Regions from separate parts of the Homo sapiens genome. Here regions 2 and 3 are each linked to region 1. The links are chromatin contacts, found by Hi-C or POLR2A ChIA-PET in ENCODE. All regions are on one chromosome and are shown on one strand. Each heading gives the region's core, a stretch centred on a gene start or an enhancer-like site at or near the end of the contact. The rest is flanking DNA. Distances are from core to core; before and after follow the strand shown.

Region 1 (2,700 bases), core at 201-2,700:
AGGTAGGAGTTGGTATGGGCCCTGAAGTCAGGGAGGATTAGGATGAGCAAAAAACAAGGTGTATGTTGGTGGGTGGCAGCACTTCCAGTGGGAAGAGAAGGCCCGGAGGTATCAGGAGGTACAAATGTGATGAAGAGCAAAGCTTTGGGTCAGGCACACCTGAGTTCAAATACCAGCACTGCAGGACTTGTGGCCAGTCACCCAGCCACTCTAAGCCTCAGTGTGTCTGTCTATAAAATGGATATTAGAAGACCTGCTTGGCCAGGCGGAGTGGCTCATGCCTGTAATCCCAGCACTTGGGAGGCCAAGGAGGGAGGATCACTTGAGCCTGGGAGTTGGAGACCAGCCTGGGCAACATAGCAAGACTCTGTCTCTGTAAAGTAATAATAATAATAAGAAGAAGAAGAAGAATAAAGAGAAGATTTATAATTTTTTTAAAATGAAAAAATTATTTTTTAAAAAAGACCTGATTTTCAGGATTGTGGTAAGGATAGAGGAAGATAACTTTTAGGGAAGGATCTGGGACTGTGTTTAGCACATGCTGGGATCTGAAACAAACAAATAAACAAGCAGAACTTGGTACCTTTTCTTTCCTTCGTACATATGGTCAAGCCCAGCTCAGGGAGGCCAGCGGGTCACTCGGCAGCTCCACCATGACGGAACCACGAGCACTGCAGAGCTGACAGATGTCGGGGGTCCTCTCCCTCCATGCTAAGGGTCATCTAGCCTGTCCGTAGACTCTCCTGTGCAGCATTCCTGACCCGTGACGCTTCAGCCCGCATCTTGACCACTTTTAGATACAGGCTGGGCAGCTCTGATTATTACACAGGGCTTCCTTCAGAAACCTGCCTCCTTGTAACTTTCACCCACCAGTTGGAGCTCTGCCTGCAGGACCCGGAGAATCCCTAGGCTCCTGAATTCAATCCTCAGCCCTCCAGGGATCCGAAGCAGGTCCCGGGGAGTTAGCTGACTATAGGTCAAAGAGTCAGCATTGGGGATGGTTTGTCCAGTCAATGGACAACTCTGAGGGAGAAGGGCCAGTAGAGGGTGGGGCCCTGGCCCTGAGCATCCTGCAGGGCTCAGCGCGGGCCTGACGACACCCTCCCTTGACCCTCGCGGGGTCTCCTTTGGTAGCTTCTGCCCAGCGGGGGTCAAGTACGTGGGGTGCTCTTGAAACTGTCATGGGGGGCAGGTCTGGGTCAGATCTCCCCAATGCCTCCACATCCCCACGTGGCCCTCCCGACTGGTCCCATTGGTGTGGAGCATGGCCCGGTCCGGGTCTGGGCCGAGGGCGGAGGGCCAGCACGGCCCAGGGACGGCGAGCAGCGGGTCGGTGGGACGCGCAGCAGCTGCAGAACAGGCATCTCAACTTCCTCTCGGCTCCTCTCCTCTCGCGCCGCCCTCGGGGCCCGCCCTCCTCTGCCTGGTGGCGCCGGGAGGCTGTTTTTCCACTCACTGGCGCGCAGACTCCATCCCACTGTTTTCTTCTCTCTTTTCTGGAGTTAGATTAGTCTGAAGCCGCCACCAGCCCCAGGCCCCCGTGCAGAAGAAAAGCGGGAGGGAACGGCGGAGGCCGCCGCTGCCCTGCACCGCCCTCCTGGAGGCCACTTGGAGAGTCCGGCCCCGAGGAGGCCATGGCCACAAGTGCCCACAGCTGGCCCCAGGTAAGGAAGGGGCCCTCCCTGGGGTGTGCCAGGTGTCAGCGGAGCATGGTGGGGCCTGTCCCACGCTGCCCAGAGGGAGAGAGGCCCCTAGCTGAGGTTCCCTCCACCCGGTTGAACAGGGAGCAGTCCTGCCCCTCCCCGAGCCGCCAGTCTCCTGTCGTCACTGATGTTGGAGGAGGTCCCACTGGGGGTCTGGATGTGACCCATCCTTGGCCTGGGGGCAGTGGTCTCAGAAGATGGCCTGGCCCATCCTCTGCTCACCACCCACCCTGTGCAGGTATCTTGTACCCCACTTTGAGCCAGTTTATGAACCCAGGGCCTCCACAGGGAGCTAATTAGGAGCCTAGAAGCCAAGAAGGGAAAAGGATGGGGCAAAGGGGGCTGACTTTAACCCATTCTTCCCCAGCAGTGATGCAAACTGCCTTTCCCAGGAAGTTAGGCTGGAAGCTCCAGGCTGTGAAGTGGGGGAAGAATCAGACTCCTCCTCCTCCTCCTCCTCCTCCTCCTCCTCCTGTTGTTCCTCCTGGTCCTCCTCCTCCAGCTTCTCCTTTTCTTGGAGTCTGCATGGCCACATGGCTCTGCCTGAGCCCATCTGGCAGCCTTCCTTGGCAGGGACAGAAGGGGTGATCTAGAAGGGGTGATCCCTCCATGAAGCATGGAAGGGAACAGGGCTAGGTCTGTGTTTGGCGCTCACCCCATCCCTCCACTCCCTGGCTTCCTCTGGCCTGGGGAGTTTTGTTTTTCACCCTCCAGAGGGGGAGGACATGGGGCCACACCCTGGCCTGTCTCTCAGGCTTGTGTGGGTGGAGGCTGGGAAGGGAGTTGGGCTAAACTTCGCTGTTGCCCGAGGCCATGGCCACTTCCCGGCAGGTTGCCAGCGTCGCTACAGCCCAGACCAAGGCAGAATAATCTCCGGATGAGCTGGTGGCACCGCTGAGCCTTTGGTCTCACCAGGGCTTCCTGTTGCTGGCAGGCGGGGTGGAGCGGAGCTGCTGGGAGGCTGCTGGATAGGAGAGGGGTCACGGCTGCGGAAGAG
Region 2 (2,700 bases), core at 33-2,532, 91 kb before region 1:
TGGCTCTGCCCATGGTTCAGGCCCCCAGCATCATCCTGCTCTGGACAATCATTCCAGCCTCCGTCCCCCTCTGCAGGGCTGCCAGGCGGGCATCTCTGCCCGACTCAGCCCTCTACCTCCTGTGGCTCCCGAGCATCAGGATAAACTCGACCCCCACTTTGGGGATTATTCAAGGTCCTCTGTGAACTGACCCCAGCCCATGTGTCTGGCCTCACCTTCCATGACCCCCCCTACCCCACCCCATGTACCTATGCTCCATGCACACGAGCCAGTTGTGTTCTAGAACATGGCACATCACTTGTCTGTTGCTTTTTGAACACTGTCCCTCTCCTTGGAGTGCCCCTCCCTGGCACTGGTCCCACAAACACTCCCACCTCACCTTCAGCCCCCAGCTCAGAAGAGCCTTTCCTCTGAGATCATCCCAATGCCCTGGGATGGAATAGACCAGACTATCCCTCTCCAAGGCTGTCCAGCCAGTCCTCTGTGCAGCCCCAGCCCTGCAGCCATGGCAGGAGGCCCTTCCCATACTGGGAGCACCCTGAAGGTAGAAAGGTATCTTTTTATCTCTAGATCCTTAGCATCTGACAAGGTGGTCACTCCATAATGCTCAAAGTAGATTTCATGAAGAAAGGAAGAAAAGAGGAAGAGGAGGAGGAGGGAGGGAAGATGAAAGCCTGGAGCCGATGGTGCGGGCTCTTTACTCTTCCCCCTTCTGCTCCTCTCCAGTGCCCCAGGTCCCTGTGGACCCAGTGAGACCCAAAGGTGACAGATTGCCTGGCCGTGACCTCGCAGCACCAGTGGGGGCCCTCCTTGTTCCTGCAGTACTATTGGCAGCACTAGCCTGTGCTCACTCGAGCAGAAAGAGCCAAGAAGCCACGCAGCCAGGTGTGTCCTGGAACATGGGGGAGCCAGAGTGCAGAGCCTTATCTGACCATCTTCCCTGGAGGCAGCAGAAGAGCATCTGCCTGCCCCCAGCCACCCCACTGCAGGACTACAGGGAGGAGGGGCGGAAAACCTTGTGCCTGGCTCCCTCCCAGCTTCTCCCGGATTAAAGCGGCAGGGGACAGAGCGCCTCCAGCTCATTTGCATAAACCATTTATAGCAGCGCCTTCAAACCCACGCCTTCCAAGAAGAAAAAAGCCCACTGCAATTGCCTGTGGCTTCCCAGTCTGTCGTTTTCCCTTCTCTTTCGTTTTTTTGTTTTAATGACAGGAAGCTGTGCTCAAGAGAAATCTCTGCCCTGGCTGTTCTTGGCAGCAGAGGGAGCTGTGCTTTCCCTCCAAATTGAATAAGAATGATAAGCAGCCAGCCCCCGGGTGTCAGTGACTTACAGTTTGCAAAGCCTACGAGCACTCACGAACTGTTTCAGTCTTCCCAGGAAGCACAGGAGGTAACTATTGCCAGACCCCATTTTACAGATGAGAAAACCAAAGCTGAAAGAGGGTAAGTGACTTGTCTAAGCCACAAAAAACTAGTAAGTGACTGTAATGGACATGGTGGCTGATGCCCAACATCTACACCACCCCAAGACAACAGCAGTTCTCAGCCCTGGTTGCACATCAGCATCACCTAGGAGGTAATAAAATTACTGGTAGAGCCAAGTGTGGTGGCTCACACCTGTAATCCTAGCACTTTGGGAGGCTGACGCAGGAGGATCACTAGAGCCCAGGAGTTTGAGACCAGCCTGGGTAACATAGCAAGACCCTGTCCCTACAAAAAAATAAATAAAAATTAGCTGGGCATGGTGGTGTGTGTCTGTAGTCTCAGTTACTTGGAAGGCTGAGATGAGAGGGTCGCTTTAGCTCAGGAGGTCAAAGCTGAAGTGAGCAGAGATCACGCCACTGTACTCCAGCCTGGGCAAGAGAGAGACTCTGTCTCAAAAAAACCAAAAACAAAAACAATTACTGATGCCCAGTATCCACGCTAGACCAATTCATAGAGAAATCTGAAGTGTGGGGCCCAGCTCCCCAAGCAATTCTCACATACAGCCAGCGTGCCATACCCTGGCAATAAGCCAATCACAATGGTTTCATTCCCCTTCTCAGTGACATGGTCAAGAATGGCCAGGTGACCCACTTCTGGCCAATGAGGCATAGATTTCCCAGCAGTGGGAAATGTGCTGGAACCCCTCTGAGAAAGGGATCCTTGCTCCACAGAACATAGGGGTCGTTCTCCTTTCTCCAGATATCACTGTGTCCTGCTGCAATTCCTGGGACCACCATGGCCATGTCACTACTGGTCTAGAAGGAAACCAACCCAAGGATGGCAGAGTAGAGAGATGGGAAGTACTTCATCCTACAGCCTTGACTCAGCCAACCCTGAAAGCCACCCACCTTGGGACATCCGGTTTTCTGCATAGTACAGCTCCTTACTGCTTAAGTCAGTGCAGGCCAGCATTTGTTATTGCAATAGATAGGCCTGAGACAACAGCAGTCACCTTCTCATGTCCCTCACCCCAGTCATCCCCATGTCATCCAGGAAAATGGGCCTCTGGATCTTCCACTGCAGGGTGGACGCTTGACTGATGGCCCCAGCTGTGGAGCTCTGAAGTCCATCCCCATGTTTGCTCCAAGGCAATGCTTCCCACAGCTCACCCCAGCTAGTGATGCGTGTGGCAGGGATATTAAGGCAGGACCATTCCTGGGAGATGTGGGGCTCCACTGGCCAGGGACTGTGGCTCTGGCTGAAGGATACTCCAAG
Region 3 (2,700 bases), core at 94-2,593, 100 kb after region 1:
CTCTTAAATGTGACTTTGCCAGGCATTATTTGATTAGGAGCATTTGACTTCCCGAATCTTTCTTGCAGGCATCGTGACATTAGCTGGCATTATCTTAGCAAGGATAATGGTTTTTTTGTTTTTTGTTTTGTTTTGTTTTGTTTTGTTTTGTTTTGAGATGGAGTCTCACTCTGTAGCCCAGGCTGGAGTGCAGTGGCACGATCTTAGCTCACTGCAAGCTCCGCCTCCTGGGCTCAAGTGATTCTTCTGCCTTAGCCTCCCAAGTAGCTGGGATTACAGGCACGCGCCACCATGCCCAGCTAATTTTTGTATTTTTAGTAGAGACGGGGTTTCACCATGTTGGCTAGGCTGGTCTTGAACTCCTGACCTCATGATCTGCGCGCCTCGGCCTCCCAAAGTGCTGGGATTACAGGTGTGAGCCACCGCGCCCGGACTAGCAAGAATAATGTTAAGCCAACTCCAAACCTCTCTTAATAAAATTGGGCAATGGGGTGGGTTGTACCTGGGTGGGTCTGAGTTTCTGCTACAGTAGGCCCTCAATAAATGTTTGTTGGGCCCGGCGCCCTGGCTCAGGCCTGTAACCCAACACTTTGGGAGGCTGAGGCGGGTGGATCACCTGAGATCAGAAGTTTGAGACTAGCCTGGTCAACATGGTGAAACCCTGTCTCTACTGAAAATACAAAAGTTAGCTGGGCGTGGTGGCAGGCGCCAGTAGTCCCAGCTGCTTGGGAGCCTGAGGCAGAATCGCTTGGACCCGGGAGGCGGAGGTTGCAAGTGAGCGCCACTGCACTCCTGCCTGAGCGACAAGAGCGAAACTGTCTCAAAAAAAAAAAAAAAAAGCTTTTCGAATTCAATATAATGGGCTTTATGGGATGGGGTGACATGGATGATCTTTGAGTAGTGATTAGATTTTCACCTTGTATCAATACACTATATAATTCCTTAAAATAAATAAACGTACATACTTCAGAACAGGAACTTTATACTTCCTAAGGGAAATAATCTTGGATGGAGGTGATTTGCCACAGAGGAAATGCATAATTGGTACTCAAGTGGAAATGATTATTATTTGTGATGCAACGTCACATGCTACCTAGTTCAGTGCTCTGTGAATTAGGTGATGCAAACAGAATATTGTTGCTTGGAACGGTAGCAATTTTGCTGTTTTTAAAAGGCGGCGAAGAGAGCGTCCCCTTCCAAGGAGAAAATCTGGTGAGATTCCTTTAAAGTGCGGCCCGCGCGCCCCGCAGCCTGCCCCGGAGCTGCAGGGTTTGCGCCCCGCGGAGGTGAGGGCCGCTAAACCACATTTCCCGGCGAGCCCCTCAGGCTGCCGCGCCTGCGCAGTGGTGGCGTCCGAGGCCGGCCGAACTCCCGCGCTCTCCCGCCGCCTCGCCTCGCCTGGTGTCTCTCCCGACCATGGAGGGGGTCGCGGTGGTGACGGCGGGCAGCGTAGGCGCTGCCAAAACCGAGGGAGCTGCAGCCTTGCCGCCTCCGCCTCCTGTCTCCCCGCCCGCCCTCACCCCTGCACCCGCAGCGGGTGAGGAGGGACCGGCGCCTCTGTCTGAGACGGGGGCTCCCGGCTGCTCCGGCTCCCGGCCCCCTGAGCTGGAGCCGGAGCGCAGCCTGGGCCGCTTCAGAGGCCGCTTCGAGGACGAGGACGAGGAGTTGGAAGAAGAAGAGGAGCTGGAGGAGGAAGAAGAGGAGGAGGAGGAGGACATGAGTCACTTCTCGTTGAGGCTGGAGGGAGGCCGGCAGGACTCGGAGGACGAGGAGGAGGTATTTAGAGCCCCCGCGCGACCCCGCTGGGCCCAAGCGGCGTCAGGGACGTAGCTGGCCCTCGTCTGCCGGGCGCCGGCCCGATCCTAGTGCGCCGCCGCCGCGCGGAGCACTGGAGCGGACCTCCCCCGACCTCTGCCCCGGCTGCCTAGGCGTGTGGCGCCGACAGGCCTCCGGCCCGGCCTGGGTCTTTACCCGCTTATTTTGTGAAGTTCTTGCAGGTCACTTAGGCTCTGCGAGTCCAACTCATTCGTTCTGTTAATAATTATAATTATTTTGAGACAGGGTCTCCCAGGCTGGAGTGCAGTGGCGCGACCATGGCTCACTGCAGCCTCCAACTCCTGGCCTCAGGCGATCCTCCCGCCTCAGCCTCCGGAGTAGCTGGGACTACAGGCACGCGCCACCACGCCGGGCTAATTAAACATTTTTTTTTTTTTTTGTAGCGAGGAGGGCTCCCTATGTTCCCAGGCTGTTCTCGAACTCCTGGGTTCAAGAGATTCTCCCTCTCTGGCCTTCCGAAAGATTACATGCGTGAGCCACGTTGCCTGTCCTGTATAATTATTGAAGCTACTGCTTACTAGGCAGTAAAGATCCTTTTGTTTTGTTTTGTTTTGTTTTGTTTTTGAGACGGAGTCTCGCTCTGTCGCCCAGGCTGGAGTGCAGTGGCGCGATCTCGGCTCACTGCAACCTCCGCCTCCCAGGTTCAAGCGATTCTCCAGCCTCAGCCTTTAGAGTAGCTGGGACTACAAGGCGCCCGCCACCACGCCCGGCTTATTTTTTGTATTTTTAGTAGAGACGGGGTTTCACCGTGTTAGCCAGGATGGTCTCGATCTCCTGACCTCGTGATCCGCCCGCCTCGGCCTCCCAAAGTGCTGGGATTACAGGCGTGAGCCACTGCGCCCAGCGTAAAGATCCTTTTGAAAC

What was found. Hi-C counts contacts between places; a loop is a spot of excess contacts on that map. ChIA-PET counts read pairs that join two places held with the same protein, here RNA polymerase II (POLR2A). Pooled maps may share reads with other maps.
Region 2: a loop to region 1 is called in a pooled map, with 2.5 times the contacts of the local background. The contact joins the enhancer-like site here to the promoter of CALHM2 in region 1. A Hi-C loop is called at or near these places in 5 of 50 pooled maps. POLR2A ChIA-PET finds 5 or more read pairs at or near these places in 3 of 52 experiments (MCF 10A, WTC11 and activated CD4-positive, alpha-beta T cell).
Region 3: a pooled map shows a loop between it and region 1 (2.7-fold over the local background). The contact joins the promoter of PCGF6 here to the promoter of CALHM2 in region 1. A Hi-C loop is called at or near these places in 2 of 37 single-sample maps with no recorded cell type and 10 of 50 pooled maps. POLR2A ChIA-PET finds 5 or more read pairs at or near these places in 12 of 52 experiments (BJ, CD4-positive, alpha-beta memory T cell, CD8-positive, alpha-beta memory T cell and 9 more).

What each region holds. Positions count from the first base shown.
Region 1 is chr10:103,451,120-103,453,819 of GRCh38, reverse strand. It overlaps CALHM2 (calcium homeostasis modulator family member 2), which reads left to right and starts at 1,450. Exons shown (of 4, transcript NM_015916.5): 1 at 1,450-1,664; 2 at 2,535-2,700. CALHM1 (calcium homeostasis modulator 1) reads left to right here. Exons shown (of 2, transcript NM_001001412.4): 2 at 1-580. LOC124902494 (a long non-coding RNA gene) reads right to left here and starts at 1,377. Exons shown (of 2, transcript XR_007062275.1): 1 at 584-1,377. RefSeq lists a silencer at 1,049-1,378 and enhancers at 1,217-1,838, 1,839-2,459, 2,408-2,700.
Region 2 is chr10:103,541,458-103,544,157 of GRCh38, reverse strand. All of the region lies in intron 1 of NEURL1 (neuralized E3 ubiquitin protein ligase 1), which reads right to left. Among named protein-coding and RNA genes, the nearest start is that of NEURL1-AS1, 25 kb to the right of the region's middle. Within about 2 kb of position 1,282, at least 6 of the 41 ENCODE cell types and tissues checked have a DNase peak (open chromatin) inside an H3K27ac peak, as active enhancers do.
Region 3 is chr10:103,349,783-103,352,482 of GRCh38, reverse strand. It overlaps PCGF6 (polycomb group ring finger 6), which reads left to right and starts at 1,343. Exons shown (of 10, transcript NM_001011663.2): 1 at 1,343-1,776. The coding sequence starts at 1,417. RefSeq lists a silencer at 1,215-1,444 and an enhancer at 1,610-2,115.